Linked DNA regions of Homo sapiens: regions 1 and 2 are each linked to region 3. Evidence: chromatin contacts called from ENCODE Hi-C or POLR2A ChIA-PET data. All regions are on one chromosome and are shown on one strand. Each heading gives the region's core, a stretch centred on a gene start or an enhancer-like site at or near the end of the contact. The rest is flanking DNA. Distances are from core to core; before and after follow the strand shown. Region 1 holds the start of MIR924HG (MIR924 host gene). Region 2 holds the start of LINC01902 (long intergenic non-protein coding RNA 1902). Region 3 has its middle 41 kb from the start of LINC01902.

Evidence for each region. Hi-C counts contacts between places; a loop is a spot of excess contacts on that map. ChIA-PET counts read pairs that join two places held with the same protein, here RNA polymerase II (POLR2A). Pooled maps may share reads with other maps.
Region 1: a loop to region 3 is called in a map of Caco-2, with 4 times the contacts of the local background. The contact joins the promoter of MIR924HG here to the enhancer-like site in region 3. A Hi-C loop is called at or near these places in 2 of 168 maps with a recorded cell type or tissue (Caco-2 and lower leg skin) and 1 of 50 pooled maps. POLR2A ChIA-PET finds 5 or more read pairs at or near these places in 3 of 52 experiments (HEK293, MCF 10A and WTC11).
Region 2: a map of endothelial cell of umbilical vein shows a loop between it and region 3 (3-fold over the local background). The contact joins the promoter of LINC01902 here to the enhancer-like site in region 3. A Hi-C loop is called at or near these places in 1 of 168 maps with a recorded cell type or tissue (endothelial cell of umbilical vein) and 1 of 50 pooled maps. POLR2A ChIA-PET finds 5 or more read pairs at or near these places in 2 of 52 experiments (MCF 10A and activated CD4-positive, alpha-beta T cell).

The regions. Positions count from the first base shown.
Region 1 is chr18:39,750,333-39,753,344 of GRCh38, reverse strand. It overlaps MIR924HG (MIR924 host gene), which reads left to right and starts at 1,350. Exons shown (of 4, transcript NR_024391.1): 1 at 1,350-1,440; 2 at 1,985-2,016.
Region 2 is chr18:39,840,271-39,842,970 of GRCh38, reverse strand. LINC01902 (long intergenic non-protein coding RNA 1902) reads right to left here and starts at 1,262. Exons shown (of 9, transcript NR_151703.1): 1 at 1,059-1,262. It overlaps LINC01901 (long intergenic non-protein coding RNA 1901), which reads left to right. Exons shown (of 4, transcript NR_187474.1): 4 at 1,099-2,675.
Region 3 is chr18:39,798,864-39,801,563 of GRCh38, reverse strand. No RefSeq gene overlaps it. Among named protein-coding and RNA genes, the nearest start is that of LINC01902, 41 kb to the left of the region's middle. Within about 2 kb of position 1,268, at least 5 of the 41 ENCODE cell types and tissues checked have a DNase peak (open chromatin) inside an H3K27ac peak, as active enhancers do; they include endothelial cell of umbilical vein, where a contact is called at or near this core.

The DNA of each region.
Region 1 (3,012 bases), core at 101-2,600, 48 kb after region 3:
AAACAGCTGACTTGAGCCGCAGAAATGGCAGCTGTCCCTCTCCCAGATAACTCATTTCAGGCAGTCTCCAGTCTGCTGCCACTAGCTGGCTGGCCAATGGGTCTTTAACTTGTGAGGTGCCAGAGGTGCCATGGGAGTGGGGCCCACAGAATGACACCGCTTGGCTCCCTGGCTTCAGCCCCCTTCCAAGGGGAATGCACAGAGGATCTCCTATCTCACTGGAATTCCCAGGGCTGGAGTATGCAAAACCTCCTGGGTCTCCACGCATGCCTGAGTGGCCGCCAAGAATCCACACAGCTCTATGCTTCGGACCCAAGTCCTTGGTAACATGGGGTCACTAGGGCATCTCCTGATCCACGGGTTGCAAAGATCTGTAGGAAAAGCATGGTTTCCCGGGCAAGGTCGCACAATCAGTCACCGCCTCCCTTGGCTGGGGTGGGGGCTCCCTTTTTATGTGTATTTTCAAAACTCTTTTTTGAGTTCTAAGAAGGTAAAAAATAATCATGCCACTAGATTAGATAAAAATATTTTTGTAGAAATTGAGCAATTATCTATTTAACTCAGATCCATAGAAACTGACATTCACACAAGAATGGATTGTGGTTAGAATTCTGGAAGAGTAAGAACTGGTGAATATCTATGCTTTGTTAAAGAAGATTTAATTGTTTCATTTGCTTTAACAACATGCCTAGGATCGAATAGGGAGGGTGTACAAAAGCATCTTTGGGGCATTTTGGTGTCCGAGGGTGGTGAGGAATGCAGTGCATGTGGATAACAGAGTTCAATTGTTACTTCAAATAATCTGGAACTATTCAGATCACCTCAGTCACTATTTGAGGACAAGAACAATGAGCTGGGAACTATGTGGGAGAATTGTGGCTGCTGAAGTTCTGCTCACAGAACAAGTTTTTTACATTAATAACAAGGGGTTTCACCATCAAACCTTTGAGCTGGAAGACTGGTTTTCTGAGTGCATTTTTAAAGAATACCCATTGGAGATATTTGCTACACAATGTACAATAATTTGACATTCTTTGAAGCAGCCAACAGAAGAGAAGGATCAGAAAGATACAAACTTTTAAGACATTGCTCATTCTAGCTTACTTTGAACTTTAAAGCCTCTTTTTCAGTGATAACAGGGTCTACAATGAACGATCAAACTTGGAAATCACAGCTTGAAATGCCCATCCAGATGAAGTCATGCAGAAAATGAAACAAATCTGGCAGAACAAGACTGTGGTCAGAGAAACAAGACAATGTCAAAGAAAAGGGCAACAAGTAGATAATCAGTACCGATTTCTTTTCTTTCCTCCAACTCCCTCTTGCTCCCATGACCCAGTTTCTTGTCCAAAGGTAGGAATCGTAAGAGTGTACAGAAATAAGTCACATGCAGACCATATTGAAATACGCAGAGAATTCCATGGAGACTCTGATGGCTAGGTAAGCTCACTTTAGCTGCACACCCACTTCAAGAAGGTGAAGGAGACAATTCTGGGATAATAAAGATCTAGGAAGTATGTATCTGCCATATATAAGTCAGAGGTTCAGAATCAAGACAAGTGATGATGAAAGATGTCATGGTCCTCCTAACTGATTCAGAACATCTGTGTATGTCTTTCTTTTCACCTAGATTATATATTTGTTGAGACGAGGAGTTATCTTAGAGCTCTTAATGTTACCCCCAGTACCTTGTACTTATGGGGCATTTGATATGTGAATTTATTTTAGTAACTGTTTTTGCATGTATGTGTATCTCTGTGTGTGTTTTGTTGTTATTTGCTAATGAGCATTTAATATTAGATGATAATTTTTTCCCCAATTAACTGGTATTTATGGAGTTTTAAGGGTGTTTTTTTTTCTAGGCCACTGAAAACTTTCCAACCAAGGAAATTTTTTCTCATCTTGCCCTATCTAGCTACATTTTGAATATTTCCTTGGCAAAAATCATTAAGAATGACTCATTTCTCTAATTCTTCTTTTCCAGGGCACCGTTGAGCTGTTGCAACTGTTCTGCTGGTAAGTGCTTTTATGTGCTTGAGAGAAGTGGAGTGGAAACTAATTTTTCTGTGACCCATAATTTTATAATTTGTATTTTTAAGAAATAATCCATTTTCAAAGTCACTCTCCCTTAAGTCTTCATCTTTTGTTCTAACTTACTTCCTGTATTAGATTTGTCTTAAAATTAAATGAAAAGTAGAAGAGAAAAAATAGTAAAATCTCAGAAATAAACATAGAGCTTTTTAAAATATTAGAGCTGGGGACAAACTTGTTTGATACCTGGAGACATAATCTTAGGTTGAGTGGCTTGTTTAACATAACATGGTTGTCTGCTAATGGTTACAACAGAATTCAAAATTCCTAATTGTTCAGTGTATTATCTAGTAACTGATAGTGGCTAATTCCTGCCATGAAGTAAATAGAAAATATAAATATATCTTAGGTACTAGAAAAACAAACTCTATTGAGGATGGTTTTATATTTGCACGTTATTATGTTATGGAATACAATTATACAAAAAATGTATATTATATAATTTCATACAATTTTATAATAGCATTTAATGTTAAATGTGCTTTCATATACATTCTCTTTTGCATCTTTTTCCCATGAAATTTATCTTTTTATTATTCCCAGATTAAGCCTCATAAATATAAAATGGTTAATAAGTGATGAATCTGAGATTTAACTTTAGTTTTTAGTTTTTTTCTCTAGGAATCATGCCCAAAGACCCAGATTTCACCAGTTTTCTGGTGGAACAAAGTCTGTTAACTTTTATTCATGTCCTTGAATGGCCTATGTCCACATTCTTTCTCCTCAGGAGGTAGAGATTAGTTCTCTGCAGACTCCACAGCTAGACTGTGCATCTAGAATTATTTAAATGAATGTGTGAGGTGGCATCAACCCTTGACTTCATTCCAAACTGTAGCTGACCTTCACTTATATTGACCTTATTCTAAATTGGTCTATTTTTTTAAGTGAATTTAATGCTATCTGTTAAATTTATACAAATAG
Region 2 (2,700 bases), core at 13-2,512, 41 kb before region 3:
ACTTCCCCCGCCTCCCTCCCCCGCAAAACACTTTTCTCTTGCCTATGGAGATGGGCACCAAAAGGAAATTGATGCAGTGGCGGGTTTAATATGACATTTGAAAAGTGACTTTTTGATTTTCAATTAACCTTGCACAAAGAGGAAATATTGAAATTCGCCCCTTTGTTCTTGGCTGGATCTGCAGACAGGCTGGTTGGTACCAAGAGCTGAACCGGGTTTTGGGTGGGGCGATAGGGAAGGAAGAGGCAGGTTGAGGAAAGTAAGAGAAAATCTGGCACCTACCAAAGCCGCGCTCTGCTTCTATTTGCACGAAATGAGACAAGACTAGCCTGTACTAATTACTCTCAGAAGGGGGAAACAGGTAGGAGAGAAAATGCTCTTGTCATTTGTTTGACTTAATTGTATGCTTTTATGAGCCGTCTGGCTGGAAGGATTAAAGTTACTTTTAATAACACTTCCTTTCAGAAAGAATGTGATTTGAAGTTTCCCAGCAGGGCCTCCCAGTCAACAGCAGGACCCTTTCCCCAATCCCTGACCCCTCCCTTTCCCCCACCGCCCACCCCCCCACCAGTCAACCCTCTCCCCTTCCCTTCTTTGAAAGGCCCATTGTTCTGTTTGTAGAAGAAAGAGATGCTTACACCATAATATAAGACAATAAAGTTAACTCCATAAGTCTCCTCTTTCCGGATTTTCTATGCAATCTTTACTAAAGGCAGTAGTATCTCCCCCGCCCACCCAGCCTCTCCGCTCTCCCCCCTCCCCTCCTTAACTTCCTCCACCACCCTATTCCCTGCACTCCCCCCTACACAGCCCCCGCTCCTTTTTGCAAAAGGAAACATTGAAAATCATATATGGAAAATAAAGTAGCTTGGCGCTTTGGACCTCATTAAGCTGCGTGTGGACACCAGCGTGGTGACAGTGACAAGGTTCCATAAACACACGCATCGCAGGTGATTAGGGCAGCCCGCTTCCGCTGATGGACCTTCCGCTTTTTGTCTCTGTTCTTGCAGGGTTTCTGCTCCTTGCTCCCTAGCTGTTTTCTCTCGCTCTCTTTTTACCTTCTCACTGTTTTTGTCTGTGTTTCCTTTTGCTCTGCAGTTTCCACCGCGCCAGAGTCTTGACCCTGAGTGGCATCGGCAGGGTCTCCTGCGGCAGACCAGGGGTGTTGCGGGCTGCGCTGGGTGGGGGACCGCGCGCTGCACGTGCAGTGCCGCCCGGACGGCGGCGAAAGGACAGCGGTGCACCCCGCCCGAGGCCCCAGCGATCCATCAGGGCGGCTGTACGCGGGAAGACGCTTCATCTCATCCCTAGATGGCAGCAGGATTCTGAAGCTGGCGCAGCCCTGGGCAGCCCTTTCTGGTCTATTTTCCTGAACAGATTGCCAGGGGATACGGCGGCTAAACAGCCAGGCGCCTCCCCGGAGCGCAGCTCAGACAGAAGAGCAAGCCGGACAGACGCCGCTGGCGAGGCTTCGGGGGTCAGATCCTGCAGCTTGGACACCACATTCTCTCTTTTTGCACACAGATGTGCTACTGTGTAAAAATAAGCAAACAAACAAAAACGGGAGTTCAGCTTCTTGGAGAATGTGTCATGGTCAAGACCAGTGATTCTGGACGGTGACAAAAGTCCTGGAGGCCTGAGTGCACAGAGGACACACGCACAGATGCACATGAACTCATGGAGAAACACTGGTCTTCTCTGCCAGGGACCAGGCTGGCCATGCAGGAAGGGAGCAGGATGTGAAGATTCAGACTTTAGCTCCAGCTTCACTACCGTCCTGCCGTGCACTTTGGGGGAAGATTCGTTCTGTTCCTGAGCCTTAGTTATTTTATCTGTAAAATTGGGGTTATTATAGCTTTCAGCTCTGTGTACATACAAAAGACTGTTAGGATTATCAAGAGGAACAAAGAAGGGGGAAAAATCACTTTGGCAGGAACAGGCTCACTGCTGCAGCTTTTGGCCCAGAGCAGGCATTTTTCTTCAGAGGAAGCTTCCAAATGGTGCTACAGTATTTATTTTGATCAGCCAGATATGACTTATTTGAAAACAAAGGGCAGAGGTTGTTTCGCACCTTAAAAGCTGAGGGCTTTTGTCTCCAAACCACTTATTTTGTCCACACCCAGTCCCTCATCATGGACTTTGTCATCCCTTGGAAATCCTTTACATCAGAAATCTTTATCACCAGAAACTACACACAGTAGCCCAATAGCTGCATCCCCGAGGGCCCCAGGATGAAATAGGAAAAGCTGAAACTACTCTGGTTGGAGTATATGCTATATTGGAAAAAGTTACTGTTAACATGGTATATAACATACTGAGTGAGTCAGAAAATTTTCTCACCAAGTCTGAGTCAGAGGAAAAAAAATCAAAGATTTAAAAAAATTCCTCATATTACGTTCAGTACATTTTGCTTGTTTTCTTTGAGTTCTGTTCTCTTCTAGCACCATGGCAACCTTCGTCACACAAGGAGCAGGAGGACAAAGGTGACAGATGTTTACCTCTTTATTTTGTCTAGGGTCTTGTTTCCTTCACTCTCACCTGATTCAAACTTTCAGCAAATGTACAAGGGCCAGAAACACTTCCTCCTGACCCTGACCCCAGCAATTTTGTAATATGTGTAAAACCTTAAGTAACTTTGATTATTTACACCAAATAAAGTAGAGCTTCACAGTCTACAACTTTGCTTACTGGGGGTTTTAT
Region 3 (2,700 bases), core at 19-2,518:
TGCATGTTATGACACATGTAACATACATACCACATTCGTGCCACATCCGTGACACAGATGACAGGGACATGAAATATAACTCTCATTTGACACAAGTCACATATGACACATGCAAACGTCACATACACGTCGCACATGGCATGCATATTTACATAGAAACTAACGTCTTACGAACGACTTGTATGTGACATACATGTCACACACATGTCACACACAACACGTATGTCGCGTGTATAACACAACACACGTTCCATACGACGCGTGTCGCCTATGACACATATGACACACATTTGTCATGTATGACCCATATGATCCCTGTATGACACACCACATGCATGCCGCATGTCATATTTCACACCTATGTCACGTGACTCATGTCTTATACATGTCGCATAAGATGCATATTTGACACATGTCACATATTTGGCATATGAAACGACATACATTTCATATGCTGTATGACTAATGCATGTCACACATGGCATATGACAAATATATGCCACATATGACATACATCTATATGTCATTGTGGCTTATTTGTATCATAAGTGATATATATGTGTCGTGTGTGATATATGTCGTATTTTTGTCTTGTCATATATTATTTCACAGATTACCCATATGTCTATATGACACATATATGTCACATATGACACATATGTAAAATATATTTTTTCCTTCTACCCAATGCCAAGTTCAAGACAGGCACGTTTTCTCAGCATCTTCTTTTGTGAATCAGTGGACCTCTTTGGGTTCCTACTTTTATGGAGTGGTTCACTTTTAGTGGTCAAGTTGACACTCCACTTTGAATCAGCATTGTTTCATTTCTTGTTCTTATGCTTTAGGCTTATATTAGACAAAGCTGAAATATTCAATGTTACAATCAGGTTTGAAACTCAGTTACCTCCCTGGTGTCTAATTTTCACTTCATTTGGAGGAAAACAAAGTTTTAAAGTTTTTATGTAATACTTTAGGTCTTGTCTTTTTAATTCAGGAGGGTCACCATGTTATTATTTAGGAAAATGAGATTACATTTGACAATAGACCAATCTAATTTTTTCTTAATGTAGACATCTGGGCTATATGCAAAGTTGCTGTCTTAATTTGTCAATTAGAAAGAAATCCCTTTGAGACAGCCAAGTGACAGAGGGTCCCTGGAGAAATTCTAACCAGCCTCTCCACTGAGGTGAAGCCTCGGGAAGTTCGCCAGGTTTGCAGCATTGAGGAGCCTGGCCCCTCCCCTTCCTGTGTGGAACTTGGGATTCGAACGGCAGGCGGGAAGTGCTCTAGCAGGGGAGTCTGACCTTGTGAGGGAATACCTGTGTCCCCCCTTTTTTCCCCTTTTTACCCAATAAAACCCTGCCTTACTCACCCTTTAAATCATCTGCGAGCCTGAATTTTCATGGCCGTGGGACGGACAAGAACTTTATCTTCAGCTGAACTAAGAAAAAGTCCTGCAACATTTTTGGCGCGCAATGTGGGGGCACCAGAAGCGGTGAGTGAAATGGAGACTCAAAACCTCTCACTGTTGCTTGACCTTTTCCTTCCTTTTTTGGGACCAACTGGTGAGCAGTGTCTCCCCTCCACCCCCAACTCCCTGCCGGAATGGGAGGCACGGCTCAAGGATCCCGGGGCAGCTGGCTGGCATTTTCCGCCATGAACGGCTGGAGCCTTCCCCTTCCCCGCCAAGAGATTCAGCTCCATCAGCCAGTAATCAAACTTTTCTCCCTGGTGGAGAAACCACTTGCATAAGAATAAGAGGTTCTTCCCCAGGATTTTTTTTTTTTTTTTTTTGAGACTGAGTCTCGTTCCGTCGCCCAGGCTGGAGTGCAGTGGCGCGATCTTGGCTCACAGCAAGCTCCGCCTCCCGGGTTCACGCCATTCTCCTGCCTCAGCCTCCCAAGTAGCTGGGACTACAGGCACTCGCCACCACGGCTGGCTAATTTTTTTTCTGTATTTTTAGTAGAGACGGGGTTTCACCGTGTTAGCCGGGATGGTCTTGATCTCCTGACCTCGTGATCCGCCTGCCTCGGCCTCCCTAAGTGCTGGGATTACAGGCGTGGGCCACCGCACCGGGACTTCCCTAGGCATTTTTAAACTGTTTATTTTCTTTCCCTTTCTGTACCCAATCAGCAAGTTAAGTTTTAAAGTTTTTTTTTTCTTTTAGAAGATGTTTTGCTAGGCCAGGCACCCCCCGCCCCCCGCCGCCGCCCCCTCCCGCCCGCAACAACCATCACTGTTTATATTTTCTGCAAAGTTTTGGTTGTGAAATTAAGCCTCCATCTTGCTTTATATCCTGCGGGCCATGGCCGGTAACCACTTGGCAAAGCTTTGTTTGGCAAGCCTGCCATAGGGGATGAGCCCTTTCTGGTTTGACATCTGCATGTTTTCCTAGAGCTGTCTCTTAAAGGGCCCCACCCAGCGACTAGGTTTTCTTCTACCTGTATGTGTACTGTGTGTGATGTGTGTAAGAAGAGCTCTGATTAATTTGGCTTAAAGAAAGACAAGTCCTTTGATCAAGTATTTTGTAAGGGAAGTGAAAAGCTATGGTACCTTTCAGCTCACGTGATTTTAATCTTTAAGAAATAAAAACAGTCCTAAAGACTATTAGTAAAATGTATGTCAGGTGCAAGGTATGCTAAGTGTTTTGAGGTTACAAGCTGCTTTTTGGGTTTTGAGAACTATTTGACTTGCTGGCTT